Linked DNA regions of Homo sapiens: all the other regions are linked to region 4. A link is a contact called in ENCODE Hi-C or POLR2A ChIA-PET data. All regions are on one chromosome and are shown on one strand. Each heading gives the region's core, a stretch centred on a gene start or an enhancer-like site at or near the end of the contact. The rest is flanking DNA. Distances are from core to core; before and after follow the strand shown.

Evidence for each region. A loop is a pair of places that touch in the nucleus more often than their neighbours do. ChIA-PET counts read pairs that join two places held with the same protein, here RNA polymerase II (POLR2A). Pooled maps may share reads with other maps.
Region 1: a loop to region 4 is called in a map of CD8-positive, alpha-beta T cell, with 16 times the contacts of the local background. The contact joins the promoter of HACL1 here to the promoter of RAB5A in region 4. A Hi-C loop is called at or near these places in 2 of 168 maps with a recorded cell type or tissue (CD8-positive, alpha-beta T cell and naive thymus-derived CD4-positive, alpha-beta T cell) and 8 of 50 pooled maps.
Region 2: a map with no recorded cell type shows a loop between it and region 4 (15-fold over the local background). The contact joins the promoter of RFTN1 here to the promoter of RAB5A in region 4. A Hi-C loop is called at or near these places in 2 of 37 single-sample maps with no recorded cell type and 7 of 50 pooled maps.
Region 3: a loop to region 4 is called in a map of CD8-positive, alpha-beta T cell, with 18 times the contacts of the local background. The contact joins the promoter of FGD5-AS1 here to the promoter of RAB5A in region 4. A Hi-C loop is called at or near these places in 3 of 168 maps with a recorded cell type or tissue (CD8-positive, alpha-beta T cell and naive thymus-derived CD4-positive, alpha-beta T cell) and 7 of 50 pooled maps.
Region 5: a loop to region 4 is called in a map of CD8-positive, alpha-beta T cell, with 16 times the contacts of the local background. The contact joins the promoter of RBSN here to the promoter of RAB5A in region 4. A Hi-C loop is called at or near these places in 3 of 168 maps with a recorded cell type or tissue (CD4-positive, alpha-beta T cell and CD8-positive, alpha-beta T cell) and 5 of 50 pooled maps. POLR2A ChIA-PET finds 5 or more read pairs at or near these places in 1 of 52 experiments (CD4-positive, alpha-beta T cell).

Annotation. Positions count from the first base shown.
Region 1 is chr3:15,600,223-15,602,930 of GRCh38, forward strand. HACL1 (2-hydroxyacyl-CoA lyase 1) reads right to left here and starts at 1,347. Exons shown (of 17, transcript NM_012260.4): 1 at 1,161-1,347; 2 at 868-972. The coding sequence starts at 1,241. It overlaps BTD (biotinidase), which reads left to right and starts at 1,523. Exons shown (of 4, transcript NM_001370658.1): 1 at 1,523-1,672. RefSeq lists an enhancer at 1,252-1,894 and a silencer at 1,736-1,795.
Region 2 is chr3:16,512,317-16,515,016 of GRCh38, forward strand. It overlaps RFTN1 (raftlin, lipid raft linker 1), which reads right to left and starts at 1,383. Exons shown (of 10, transcript NM_015150.2): 1 at 1,126-1,383. RefSeq lists enhancers at 1-232, 783-862 and silencers at 1,153-1,512, 1,543-1,612.
Region 3 is chr3:14,947,061-14,949,836 of GRCh38, forward strand. FGD5-AS1 (FGD5 antisense RNA 1) reads right to left here and starts at 1,381. Exons shown (of 2, transcript NR_046251.1): 1 at 953-1,381. NR2C2 (nuclear receptor subfamily 2 group C member 2) reads left to right here and starts at 523. Exons shown (of 14, transcript NM_001291694.2): 1 at 523-846. RefSeq lists enhancers at 1-363, 1,052-1,739, 1,186-1,385, 1,740-2,427 and silencers at 146-575, 626-695, 716-1,135, 1,526-1,585.
Region 4 is chr3:19,945,583-19,948,458 of GRCh38, forward strand. It overlaps RAB5A (RAB5A, member RAS oncogene family), which reads left to right and starts at 1,515. Exons shown (of 6, transcript NM_004162.5): 1 at 1,515-1,939. It also overlaps a transcript of EFHB not described here. RefSeq lists enhancers at 396-997, 1,408-1,577, 1,503-1,672, 1,534-1,583, 2,104-2,153 and 1 more.
Region 5 is chr3:15,097,805-15,100,536 of GRCh38, forward strand. RBSN (rabenosyn, RAB effector) reads right to left here and starts at 1,344. Exons shown (of 14, transcript NM_022340.4): 1 at 1,231-1,344; 2 at 315-470. RefSeq lists a silencer at 132-211 and enhancers at 549-1,413, 1,302-1,431.

The DNA of each region.
Region 1 (2,708 bases), core at 97-2,596, 4.3 Mb before region 4:
AGGCACTCATGTATGATGGCAAAAGGCACCACTTAGGGTGGCCAGGCAGTTGTTTGGGCAAGAGGAGGCAAGAATTTAAATTAGAAGGCAACGGTGGGAGTGTAAAGCAGGAATATTTAGCCTCAGCTGGACTGAGAGTATGTGATATCACAGAAGTGGATTCTTGACCTTTCAAGCCCGCACTACTGAGAGAAGAGCAAGGTGGATTGGCAGAGGATGCACTTAAAGTGGATTGACAAAACGTCGTATCTTCCTTATCCTGCTTCCAAATAAGCCTCTAAGAAAGGTGGCAGCATGATGTGGTGGAAAAAGCATCAGGCTAGGATCTGAGCCATCTGAGTTTCCATCAAGGCACTACCATTTGTGATATCCTCCACCCTGCCCCGAACCAATCATACAACAAAGCCTTGGCCTTCACTCATTTATCCCACAGGTAATCTCTGAACACCTTTCTTATGCAGGCACCACACTAAGCACTGGGGGTACAGATGTGTCGTGAAGAAATAATATCCCTGCTCTAATGGAGCTTGTAGCCTAATAGGGAAGTCAGACTTTACTCATAAACTGTCCATTCCAATCATGACATACAGTATAGTAGTAAGAGAATGGACTCAGACCCAGAATACGTGGGTTCAAACCCTGGCTCTGCTACTACCAGCTGTGTCACCAAAGGCAAGTTTTACTTAACCTGTGTCTTTTCTCATCTGTCAACTTGGTGTAACAACAGTTAATATTCAACAGTGATTGATATGATATATGTAAAGTAGCAGAAGAGTGGTAAGCGCTATCTGGGTGTTTGCAATGCATACCTACCGCTATTACTGATCATTCCCAGTAACGCATTCAGCCACCTGAGTCCATACTCACCGCTTGCTCATTCCTCATCCCGATGTACTTGATGCCTAGCTGCTGGGCAGCAATGGCGATTTCGGTCACTGGGATGCCTACGATGCCAAATATGTACTCCACATCCTGAGGAACGAAGAACAGGGGAGTAAACTCCCAAGGCCCCACCATATCGCCACATCCTTCCCTCCCTCCCGGGCGCTAAAAGGAAAACCCCCCGACCCCCATCGCCCATTTCTACTCGTCTCCAAGACAACATCGCGGTCCCCGCCAGCTTCCGTAGGAGCCTTTCATTCCAGGAAGGTCCATCGTACTTGCGTTTTCAGGGCCTGAGCGATGACTTTAGCACCAGACACCTGCTCCTCGCTGCGCTCTGCGAAGTTACTGTCCGGCATCTTCCACCGAAAAGCTCTAAGCACTCACGCAGCCGGCAAACAAGCGGAATCATCCAGCAAGGCAAACGCGAAATCGGCAGCACGCCACCTCTGGTACTGCACCTCTGACGGACAGGAGGGCAACCAACTGCCTTAAACAACGGGAAGGAAGAGGCGGTCTAAATTCGTCCACTTCCCGGGAGAGGTGAGAATGTAAACACGCGCGTTCTCCAATCAGAACTGCGCTCTCTTCTCGGCTCCTCCATTCGCGCGCCAGAATGCCAGAGGGAGGCGGGACTAGCAGGAGATTGCTGCCTATGCAAAGCAGGTAAGAAGCCGAACTCTGAGGCCTCTCGCCATTGTCTCCGAGTCGGCCAGCTGGAGCGTTTTCGGGGCTGTAAAGGGAGAATGGCGCATGCGCATATTCAGGGCGGAAGGCGCGCTAAGAGCAGGTACGGAGGGGGCGTGGTGCGGCGCGGAGGGGGTGTGGTAAGGGCGTGCGGTCCAGACCCCGCCCCGGGCGCCCAGTTGGACTTGGGGAGGGCTGCGCAAAGGCTGCCGGGAGCTGGGAAGCCCGGCGCGCGTCGTTTGCTGGGGCTGTTTGTGCGTTGCTGCTGTGCTACCGCGTTGCGTTTTCTAGGCATTTACTTACACGCTTTGTGGTTTACGCTCTCATAACCTTGTGGTTTTATAGTCCTTAAATTATTGTAGCGCACGTTACTTAAATCCAGAAGCAGATGTGTACCCCAGCAAGAGATAAAATGACGCTCAGAGTCAGTAGATCCAGACCGTGCCTGAGATCCTGAATCCTGTTTCCTACCCACTATTCAGCCATTGGGTCACAAGCGATGAAAAGAGCACCTTGAAGGTAGTATAGAGCACTGTTTTCTCCAGCCCTTGCTACTAATCCATATTACTCTCCGCTAATATCTTTCCAAAATTAGGAACTATGGCGTTTCATAATTCTTAGGTTGGGTCCCTACCTACAACCAGCCCTGCACCCGATAGCCTTTTAAAACATTTTTGTGTGAAAATCGTTTGCAATGTGCAATATCTGAAACTACTGCCTTGGAGTCATTAGACCCTCTGCTCAGTGACAATAAACATAAAATTTCCAATTGTAATAAACAGTGGAACTTTTAATTTTTTGAGGATTTGGAGTCATTTTAAGCAAAAAGAACAGTGATAAGTGGACAGTAAAGAGATGAGAGGGGAGTGGGTCATGGGTAGTGAAATGAGTGAGAAGCACTGGAAGTGAAACGATTTCTAAACCCAGACATTTTCAAACTGTAGTCCTGGGTCTTTTCAAAAGGTCTTCCCCTCTTTTTCTCAACCCCTCAACCCCACCCCAAGCAGAGGAGAGTGAAGTGGTTGCCTCCCTGCATATGTGGACGGTGTTAGTCCATTTTCATACTGCTATAAAGAAATACCCAAAACTGGGTAATTTATAAAGAAAAAGAGGTTTAATGGTCTCACAGTTCCAAATGG
Region 2 (2,700 bases), core at 133-2,632, 3.4 Mb before region 4:
GTTGAGCGCCCAGCTCCTGAAACAGCTGTACCGACTACAAGGGTTCCAGCACATGAGTTGCTGGAAACTGGGGTGACCACTGACAGAGATTGAGCCAGACTTTTTTTTTAAAAAAGTACTTCTTGTTTGTTTGTTTTAAGCCCCCGAAGAAACTCACTGACACCACCCAGCGTCCCTAGGGATCACCCATAACCACACAGGGCAGCTGAGGGCAAGCACAGAGTCACAGACAGACAGCAGGGAGCGTGCCTGGTTCTACAACCTTGGCCTCCACGCGGTTCTTGCTGCCAAAGGCAGCGACACCGGAGGTGAAGGGCACCAGCCCTGGCCTAGGACTGGGGTGCGCGTGCCTGACAACGGGGCTTCCCGAAATACACAACCACCTCCTCCTCGCCCAGACCCATATCCATCCTGGCGTCCCTTGAGTCTAGAGAAGTGGGTTAAGACAAGGGAAGAAAATCCCTTACAGAAGAGGAGATCCCCGTTTTCAGTGCTGGGGACTCTCGGCACCCGCGTCCCTGTGCTTCTGGTGGTTCCGGCGCTTCCTCGGAGCGCGCGGCATGTCTGCTCCTACACGTCCAGCACCTCTGTCCCCAGAGCAAACCCACCTCCCAGGGCACACGCAGAGGGGCAGTCAGGCACCGCCTCCACCCTGCCCCACCCAGGCCGCGCGCACCCCGGAAACCTGGACTCCGCGACCAGCTCCCTCCTGTTCTTTTCCGAGGACCCCAGCGGCAGTGTGTCCTGGACCCACCTGTAGCCTCCAAGCTCCCCCACCTCTGCGTCCTTCCTAGGCGCTTCTGAGCCTGCAGAGCCTACGACCCCCAACAGGCTGCTCCGAAGTGCCTCTCCCTACATCGCTCCAGGAATGACTCCCCTACACCCGTTCCCCGCAAAAAAAAGTTGGCCCAAGATCCAGGCGTCCCAAGGATCAGCCCAGGTCCCCATCCGACGCGGGCCAGGGGGTGCTGCTCTGGCAGCTCCGGAGCCCCGGCAAAGAGCAACCTGCAGGGAGGCGCCACGCGCGGTTCCCACTACCCGCCAGAGACCCGGTCCATGGGGCCAAACGGAGGGGCCTGTGCCGGTCGACACCCCAAGCCCTGTCGCGCCCCCCCCGCCGCCTACCGTATGGGACCGGCGGAGGAGAAGGCGCGGTCGCGGGCTCCCTGAGGCAGCGTGTTCCGTCCCGGGAGGAAAGTTTGTGCCATACAGAGGAGGCGGCGCGGGGAGGACTTGGGCGCCGGTGGGTGGAGGCGTGGGCGGTGGCGCCGCGTGGTCGTGTGTCTGTCCCTCCGGCGATCGGTGCGTCTGTCCCTCGCCGGAGCCCGCGGCCGCCGCGCTCTCGCTCGCTGCGCCCAGCGCCCGGCGCGCTCCGGCTCCAGCCCCGACGCGCCCCCGCCGCCGCCGCCGCGCGTCCGCCGGCTACACTTCCTCTTCCTCTGAACTCATGTGCAAAATATGCTACGCTGCATCTTCAGGGAAAGCCTCGCGGCCCCTGACAGCAGCCGCTGGAGCGGTGGGCCCGCCCAGCTCTCCCCGCGCCCCCTCGGAGTTCCGCCCGGTCACCTCCACGCGGCCGAGCTGCAAGCGACCCTGGCAGCCTCAGAACCCAGGGGTCAGGGGCTCATCGATCCTCCCTCCCAGCCCCTCCTAATCAAGGTTGTGTGCTGTCAGGAAGAGCGCCTGGGAGACAAGGATCCTTCAAGATTTGAGCCAGGATGCTGAAAGGGCGACTGCCATCAAGGTGCTGATGGCTGGGGGTGGGGTTGGGGCCGACTTGAGAGAGGACCATTTCTCGACCCCATTCCACAGGTGGGAGCATCCCTAAACATCTCAGGTGCTGCTGAAATTCTCTCTTGCGAGTTAGTGCTTCAGGGAAGGGTAATGCCACTGTCTCCGTTGCCATCCCTTGGTCTACCTACTTAAGATGTCCAGAGGTTTGAGAAGATCTGGAGAATCACCTTGCGTGGCAACTTGAGGCACCCAGGGAGAAAATTATATAAAGAGTGAAGCACTAGTAAACCAGGCTGCATTAGTAAAGTGAAGATGTGAGGCAAGGAGCCATTAGAAAATATTTTCTTCGTAAAACTAAACCAAGCAGAATTACAGTGTAGGGGTTAAGAGGGGGAACTTTAAAGTCAAATAATCAGGGTTGGATTCCTGGCTTTAGTACTTACTGGCTGTGTGACTTTGGGTAAGTGACTTAACTGCTCTGCGCCTATTTGTCACATGGCACTTCTTCGTGGGTTATTATATGTAAAGTGTTTAGCAACCACTCTATAACTTAGCTATTATCATTATTTTAAGGGGGCTAGAACAAGAAGGGTGAGATAATTTAATTAATTATCTCCATTTTCTAATTGGGCAAAGAAGACCCTGTGTGGGCAAAGTTAAGCACTGGAGCACACAGGGTGGAGGGCTGGTTTAGGGGCCCAGCAGTGTTTCGATGAGGTCCTTCTGGCACTAATAACACTCCTCCAGCAAGTAAGGAAGCACTATTTTGTTTTCAGGGACTCTTCCTGTTACCACAGCTTCTCAGAGATTTTCTTCCTTATTTTCTCTTTCCATAGCCTTTCTAGTTCTGTTTTGCTCCCCCTCCCTCACCACTGTTTTGTTTTTATTTGTTTTTCTCCTTTCCCTTTCCACCCCACCTTTTCCTGGTGTCACACTCACCACCACTATCCCCAGTGTCCCCCATTT
Region 3 (2,776 bases), core at 131-2,630, 5.0 Mb before region 4:
GAAGGGCCGAAGAGCTCAATACCCACCCAATACAACCCCCACTTCCGACCTACAGACGCTCTGCTGAGCGGCTGGGAGAATCCGTCGCGCCAGTCAGGGCCCGGCTTCTTCCAACAACAGACACTTTGCGAGCCTTCCAGAAGCCTTGGCTAAGCGAGAAGGCAGGGTGGAGGCCGCCACTGCGAGGACGGTCCCCACCCAGCTGCGAGGAGCTCGCGGTTCCCCAGAGGGGCGGGCCTGCGTCCGGGTAACCGTGCGCGACGTCCACGAGTTTTTAGGACGACCAGCCCTTCAGCCTCTAGGCCCCGACGCCTGCGCCATTTAAGCCACATATCCGCCCGCCCGGCCGCGGCCAAGGCCGGCGGCAGCTACGTAGCCGCCGCCGCCCGGGGCCCCACAGCCCACGGGCCGGATGGACCGAGCGCCGGCTGCGGCGTTCCGGTGCGCGCGCGCGCCTCAGCCAATCGCGTTCTCGCCCGCCCCCCGCCGCGGCGGCGAGGCTGGCGCTGGGAAGAGGAAGAAGAACATTCGCCCTCCTCCTACCAGCGCGCGGGCGGCGGCGGCGGCGGCACCGGGGTCACGAACTCTGACCTTTCACTGACAAAAACAATAACAAACCCCCCCTTCTCCGCGACCCCGGCGGCGCCCCCGGGCCCGTCCCCGCCACCCCGCTCCCACCTCGGCGTCTCGTCTCTCGCCCGCTGCCCCGCGAGCCCGCGGCCCCCGGGCTCCCGCCATCCGCCGACACCGGGAGCCCGGGCTCCCCGCGCCCTGCCCTCCGCGCCGGGGGCCGCCCGCCGCAGACACGGGACCCGCTTCGAGGCCGCTTTGGCGCCAAATCCTGAGGTAAAATTGAAAGAGGGTCGGGCGGGCTCGGGCCGGCGGCGGAGGGGGCGGGCCTGGCGCGCGGACATGGAGGCGCCGCGGCGGCGGCTGAACCCGACCCTTTTACCTTTGCCACGGGGTGGCGGCGGCGGCGCCCGGCGCTTTGCATAGTGGGCCGGGCCGCTCCCCTCCCCTCCCCGCCCGCGGCCGGGCGAAGCGAGCGGGTTCCCCCTGACCGGCCCGGCCGGCGCAAGGGTGGGGGTGGAGGGGGAATGGCCGCGGCCCCGCCTTATAGTTGGCCCTCCGCCAGCGCCGCCATTTTGTTCTCGACGGAGATGGCTCCGGCTGGGCGGGCTCCCTTCCTCCTTATCCTCCTCCTCCTCCCGCCTGCAGTCCCTTCTTCCTTCTCTGCCGGGATTTTCACCCCTCCGCTTCTAGTCCGCCTTTGGCGGCCGTCGCAGCCCAACCGCCGTTTTTTCTGAAGGGGAGGGTAAAAGAAAAGGAGGAAGGCGGGTGCGAGGCGCGACCTCGTGAGCGACGGATGGGCTGGCTAATTGGCGCCCAGATAGGAGGGCCGGGGCCTGTGGCACCGCCCCCCTAAGCTTTGCTGATTGGCTGAGGCGGAAGAGGGTGGTCCTTATGGGGCGCGGGAGCCCTGGCGGGGCGGGAGTAGAGGCCGGGGCGAAGAGTGGGGCCGGGTCGGCGGGGGCGGGGCCGGGGGCGGGGCGCGAGGGGCGCGGCCGGGTGGAGAGGCCGGCGCCTGGTCTTGGGTCAGCAGGTGGGCTGCTTCCCTCCGCCTGGAACGCGTCTCGAATGAGTACTGAGGAACAATAGTAATAAAGGTGATGAAGCATTTCGAGTCCACGATGCGCTCTCGTGGGAAGAGGTTTTCGGAACCAGGACACTTTTCAGGGCTCCTGCTCGTTATTTCGCAGCGGCCTTGGCGAATCCCCTAATGAGGCTCAATTTTATCGACTGTAAATGGGGGGCATGCGCATTCTTGCCAGGCCGGACCTCCCTTCTGAGCATTGTTTGTGGGGCTCTACTCAGAAAATGGAGGCAACGCTACTTTGCGAGCTTCAGAGTCACTTGAAAATGGTGTTATTGTTAAAAATGGGATTACAGCCACCAGGAGAGGCAAGCGTTAAGGGTATTTGGGGTTTGAGAGAGCACAATTCGGGAGTGATTCTCTTCTCATTCGTTCGCTGAATACATGTTGACTTAGTTTTTTAGGCACTGGGGACACATCTGGAGAACCAGCTGTACAAGACCCCTGCCCTCACTAGAGTTGGGGGCTGGGGGGTGAATAGACAAATAATTCCAGAGAGTCATAAGTTCTGTGAAAGAAAAGAAGCCAAATGACCTGCTGAAGAAGACCTGAGGCGTTAATTTAGATGGAATGGTCAGGGTGGCCTCTCTGAGTAAGTGATGTTTGAACAGAGGAACCCAAGGGAGGAATGGCATTCCAGACAGGACATCCCGTGTAACGGCCCTGGAGGAAGAGCATTTGATGTGATCGAGAACTGGCTGCTTGTGGCTGGAGAGTTGGTTGGAACTAGTAATTGTCCATTATCCCACTTTGTTTCCAAGCCAAAGGCTGTGAAATATAGCAACGGTAGTGAGGAACAAATCTTCAATGTAATAAGAAAGTCGAGGAAAATACAGCCTTCATATGAATTACTGATGAATACATGACTTGGGAGGAGGGCCTCAGAAACTCACTTTACTTCCAGATTCAAATCCTTCGTCAGCCTCTTATATACATTTTCAGTTCATCAAGTATTTCCTGAGTGCTACGAATACTCCAGGCACTATGTGCTAGGCTGGGAATACAAAAAAGTAAGACACTGGTCCTCAAACATGTGAATATGATTTATTTATTTATTTATTTATTTTTTGAGACCAAGGTCTCACTCTGTCGCCCAGGCTGGAGTTGAATATAATTCTCTGT
Region 4 (2,876 bases), core at 265-2,764:
GGAGTGGAATAGGTTTCGTTTTGGGCATACTGTTGACATGACAAAACTGATGTCACATATCCTATTTCCTGACTCCTCCTGGGATTGTCCCAGAGCTATTACCATGATTAATAGTTCATATTGAACAACTCCTTGAGAATAAAATGCCACAGGTATCATTTACGTATGACACATTACGTTCTTCTGGCAACTAGGTAGTTGATCTGAAAGACGGGCTGTTCAAAGTTCAAATCATCTTAATTGCACAATGCCGCCGACTGTACGCCCATAAGATACCTTAACCCGGTACACTTCAAAGACAATATTCTCGCCCTTACAACAGAGCTATACATTGTAAACTGCAAACTGAAAAGTAGCCTTTATTCTGAAGGAAAATCAATTTAATATTCTTCCACTAAATTATCAAAACAATTTTTTTGGCGGAGGCTGGGGAGGGGGTGGTGGCTGAAGCCTCGCCAGAGACTGAATGTGGTGTGGGATTCAACTAAAGCAGCACATCTTCAGTAGGTCCCCCGTGGAGGGTAACGAACATCTTGGGTTGTCTTTCACCAGAATTGTGTTCAACAACTCACGTTCTGGAGCCAACCCGCCGCAGATCAGAATCCAGCTTCTGCACCACACAGCCGTGATCTCGGACAAGTTACTCAATCTCTTGTGTCTCAAATTCTTTACCTATAAAACATCTACAACTAGAACTGAAGACTTGGCTGCCAGGCACTGGGCTAGACATAGATTTACAGCGGTGAGGACCACCAAGGGGAGCTAAAATTCGAATGTAGGGAACAGACGATTAACAAGTTAGTTTCAGAATGAAAGACTCGAGTGTAAGAATTCAATGGGATAATTCCTGTAAAGCGTTTAGTACAGTAAAGAGCGAAGGGAAATTCTGAATAAAAGGCAGACACTATTTTAGGATTTGGCCTTCCCCGCCCCCTACCAAAACCACGTAAACTCTTAACAGAAGCGACTTCTTATTGTCAGGCGCCTAAAGGCGGCTTTTGGGATAGGGAGGGTCCTTTCTTCCTCCTTGGGGTAAATGCGATTTAGCAGCCTTTACCGACCTACCCAACCCCAGGGCCATTTTGTGGGAGGAGGTTCTCTCGTGCTAGACAAGTTCCCTCTAATAAAGCCCCTTAGCCGAGATGCCAGGATTGGGGTTAGGGAACCTCGCCGCTCCCACAAGGGCTGGGCACAAAAAACAAACAAAAAAACACAAGTTATTTTGATCTTCCCCCAAAGAATAGTAAAGGAATTTCCCCCGACCCCGGCCGCCAGGAGCCCAGAGACCCCCCAGCCTAAATAACAATGGCGCTGGAGAGGGCGTGGCCGCGCGTACCTGGGGTGGGGGAAGGGGAGAAAGGCGGCCAGTTCGGATCTGAGCCACTCGCAGGGTCACGTGACATCCTGCCTCGCCCCGCCCCGCGAACAAACCTAGGCGGGGAGGGATTCGGGAAGGGGCGAGGAAGCGGAAGGAGCAGGCGGACTGGCGATGATGGGAAGTGACGAAGTGGCGCAGTTCGCTGCGTGCAGCGACGTGGCGGCGGGGCCGGCACCGGGCAGCGGAAGTGGCTCCGGCGGTGGGACTTGAGTGTTTGTGTTTTGGTTCGTGAAGGAGCCGGCGGCTGGCCTTAGGGGAGGAGGCAGAGGGAGGAGGAGGAGGAAGAATTAGTCGGAACTCCAGCGCCGGCGGCGGCGGCGGCGGCGGAGGAGGAGAAAGGAAAGAGGAAGGGGGAGCGGCGAGAGGCGGAGACGGAGCCCGACAGGGGCGGCACCACGGCACGAGCCCCGCACAGTCCAGTGTGAGGGGAGCGGCGCTAAGAGCAGGCGACGCCGCCGCCGCCACCACCACCGCCATAGATACACTCTCATCCTACGGGCCACGCCTGGGCCTTGCTGCCAGGAAGCTTCGGCCCCGCAGCTCGGCTTGCTGCGGTCTCAGGTAACCGAACCGCCCCTCCTCCTGCGCAGCGGGGGCCTGGACCCCAGGTTATCCGCGGTCCCCAGCCTGTCCGCGGCCCTGCCGGTACTGAGACCCCCCACCCCTTCTCCCTCACGCGCAGCAGTGCCCTGGACCAGAGAACTATCGAACCCGGCGTCTTGTTCTGCCAGCCCTGGTGACTCATCCTCCAGGGGCTCTGGAGACCGGGATTTGGGGACTGACTGAGGGAGCGACGGGTGTCACCCTTTCCCTTCTCAAGATGGCGCCGTGGAAAGTGTACTGGAGGCCGCGGTTCCGCCTGGTCTCCGTCCTGGCAGTCCTGGGGGTCTCGGTCAAAGCAAGGCAGGTTCGGGGGAGGAGGTTGGAAAGGCCAAGGGACCTGGCGAGTGCTGCTTATCCAGGCGATCTGTAGTTGGCTATTAGCTACTCAGGTGCTCTCCAAGCAGGAACCTGGGCCTACTGCAGGTGTCAATGTGGGGAGCTCCGCCTATCTTCAACTTCCAAAGATGAGTAGTGTCGGTGGGTGGGAGGCTCGTCAAAATAGGCTGTCTAGAGACTTGTTTTCTGTTTGGAAGGTAGTGAACTACAGCGTTAAATAAATTCAAGATAACAGGACCGCTGAACTCCTTCACTGGGTAGAGACCATGGAACTTGCTCTGGCGTTATCTTCCCTGGAAGCTGCTTACCTCTGAGACTTTCAAACTTGTTAAGTTCTGAACGTCATAGTTCACATACTTGGTTTTTGTCTTGCTTAAATGGAATCAAAGCGTTCAATCAGTTGCCTTTCACATAATAAGAAAAAAACACTTGTACACCTCTGGGAATACTCAAGACTGCTCATAAACTTTATTCCTAAAGTAAAATGGAAGTGATAACTCAGCATTTGTATAAACAAAGTAAATGGAACAGTGCCTGGCACAAAATAAGTGCCCAGTCA
Region 5 (2,732 bases), core at 94-2,593, 4.8 Mb before region 4:
GTCCTCAAAGCTGAAGGGTGGCAGCAACTCAGAAAATAAACAAATGAGACACCAGGTCCCTATTTTTTCCCTCTAGTTAAGAAACCCAGTGACTTCATAACTTTTCCACTGGAATATAGCAGCCCTAGGTCTGGCCTGTTCCCTCCCCAGCCAGTGGTTCATCTGATGCTGACTCTGACAGCTCCCTTTCTTCCCATGCACTCACCCCTAACGACCACAAATAACACAAAGCCCACCACATCCATGCCACACAACCACCCTTCACGCCTCAGCCCAAACCCAAACCTCACTTCCTCAAAAGAAATGCCTCTTACTCAGAGCATCAGAATGGACTTCTCCTTCACAGCACTCATCTCAATTTATAACCGCAGGTACATACGTGAAGTGACCAAGTAAGACTGTAAAATCTGGGAGGGCACAGACTCTATATGTTTTCCACTTCGCCGTCTCCCCAGGGTTTAGCACAGTACCTGGCACACACAATGAAGCAGCACAATAAAGCTCCATGAATGAACGAAGAAATGAATGAACTCCAAAATCATATAACTAAGCATACACCATAAAGAAATCTAACACAACCACCGAATTGGACCCCACAACCATAACTGAACACATAAGCAAGCCCCTCGCACTCTAAATCACGTAAAAAGTAAAAAAAATAAAAATAAAAAAAATAAATATAGCTACATGTTCTGCAGCCGTACATCCAGCATGAATGTCACCCCGCCACATGCCGCATCGACGACACATCCCACAGCCGCACTCAACCCGGCCTCACGATCGCAACCACAACCCACATAACTAACATGATTATACACACATCGCATGACCACACACAACACGAACGACTCAATCCCGTGAAGCAGACATGACAACGTCACACATCGCACAGACACCACACAAAACACTCCGAACATCTCCACACGAACTCAGAATACAAACGCTTCAGCTTTACACAACCAGAGAATCAAACACAACCGCTCGGGAGACAAGCACCCACCCACTCCACCCACAGCTGCACAACCAAACCCAAGTGTATACGCCCCGCGTAACCGCACAACCACACAGAGCCCAATCATCAAAGGCACACACAAGCGAAACGCACGGCCTGAAAGCCCCATCTCCCACCTCTCACGTCACACCCACCACAACCACACACGGCCCGCCCGTCTCCGTTCTGGAGGAGTCGTGTCCCCGCCCCCCAGACTGGGCCTGACCCTCTGTATGTACCCTGCCGGGCTCCTGCGGGCACCCAGGTTTGTCCCCCCCTTCAGGCCCGGGCTCTGGGCCTCCACCGTCCGTCACTCAGCCGCAGCCGCCATCTCCATCGGTCGCTCGGAACTCGGCAGGTGCGCCTGCGGCGGCGACGAAACCGGAAGACAAGCTGGTAGACGCCTGTCGAGCGCCGAGTCTTCGAGGGCGCGAAAAGGGCGGATACGGATTCGAATAGTGGAGGGCGGGCCGGCGGCTTCTGCGCAGGCGCTTTCCGAACGAGGGAGGGGATGGTGGGGAGCGGAGAGAAAGTGGGGCTCGGTAATTTTGTGCGGTTCTTACGTCCCGAATTCGAACTAATAGCGCGTCAAAGCCAGCCAATGGCTCTGCACCGCCTTGTACAGGTGGGAAAGCTGAGACCAGTAGATCTTTGGCTCTTGACCAAAGTGCACAAAGAATAAGGCAGCCAAGGAATCAAAGTTCCTGAGAGCTAGAGACAGAAAAAATATTCAGGGGACGTGGAGGCGATGGAAAGTCCAAGAATAGAACCACATGAGAGTGGAGACTTGGTATGAGAAGGTGTATCCCGGGGTGTACAGCATGGCCAAGCCTGTGGAAAAGATGGCATTTTCAAAAGGCAGGACGATTGATCAGCCAGGACCTACCCCGTGCCTACGCTGTGCTGGGTACCACGGGGTATAGAGAGGCAAAACCTCATCCCAGTCCCGGAGACCTATTTGCTTTGTGCCCTGCACACGTTCTGGACCTTAGCAATAGCCAGCCTCTAGGAGCAAGAGCTGCAGAGAACGATGGGACGATGGGACGATCCTGGGCCTCCGTTTACATCCCTGCAGTGTTACTGGCCCCCTTTTACAGAAGTAAAATGGGGATGATAATGATAGTCTCCGCTTCACAGTGTTGTGAAGATTGAGGTAATTGCACGGTAGGTAGGTAGGTAGGAGGGTGTCCTGCATATTGGCTTTGCCCATCTCACTTTCCCTGCCTCCAAAAAGTCTTCCCCACCTGGTCTCTGGACAGGAGCACTGAGCCTCCATCACCTTCCATTTAAGGACATGGGGCTCCGGACTTGGAGAGCATTGAGTTTTTGGAAAGCAATCACCAGTGAAAGGGCAGTGAACTAGGGGTCTAGAGATCTGGGTTCTAGCCCTGGCTGTACGTTACTTTGTGGCTTTGAGCAGGTCCTTTCCCCTTTCTTCGCCTGAGTTCTCTCATCTGTACAAAAGAAATTGGCTCCAGTGACTTAGCCTTTTCTCTCAATCTGATGGCCAATTTTTTTTTAACGTTACAACATCTGCAGGAGCGAATAATGACTTCCCTTTGTTTACTGATGGAGACAAGGAAGAGGCTTCCTAACCTGTCAGAAGCAAAGCAACATGCCAAGCTCCCCGTCTCCATCACTAGCTTCTGCCTTAGGTCCCAAAAGCCAGGACTTTGGGAGTAAAACCACCCTTTTGAAAGTCTGAAGCCACCGAGGTCCCAAAACGAGCCACACTTACAGG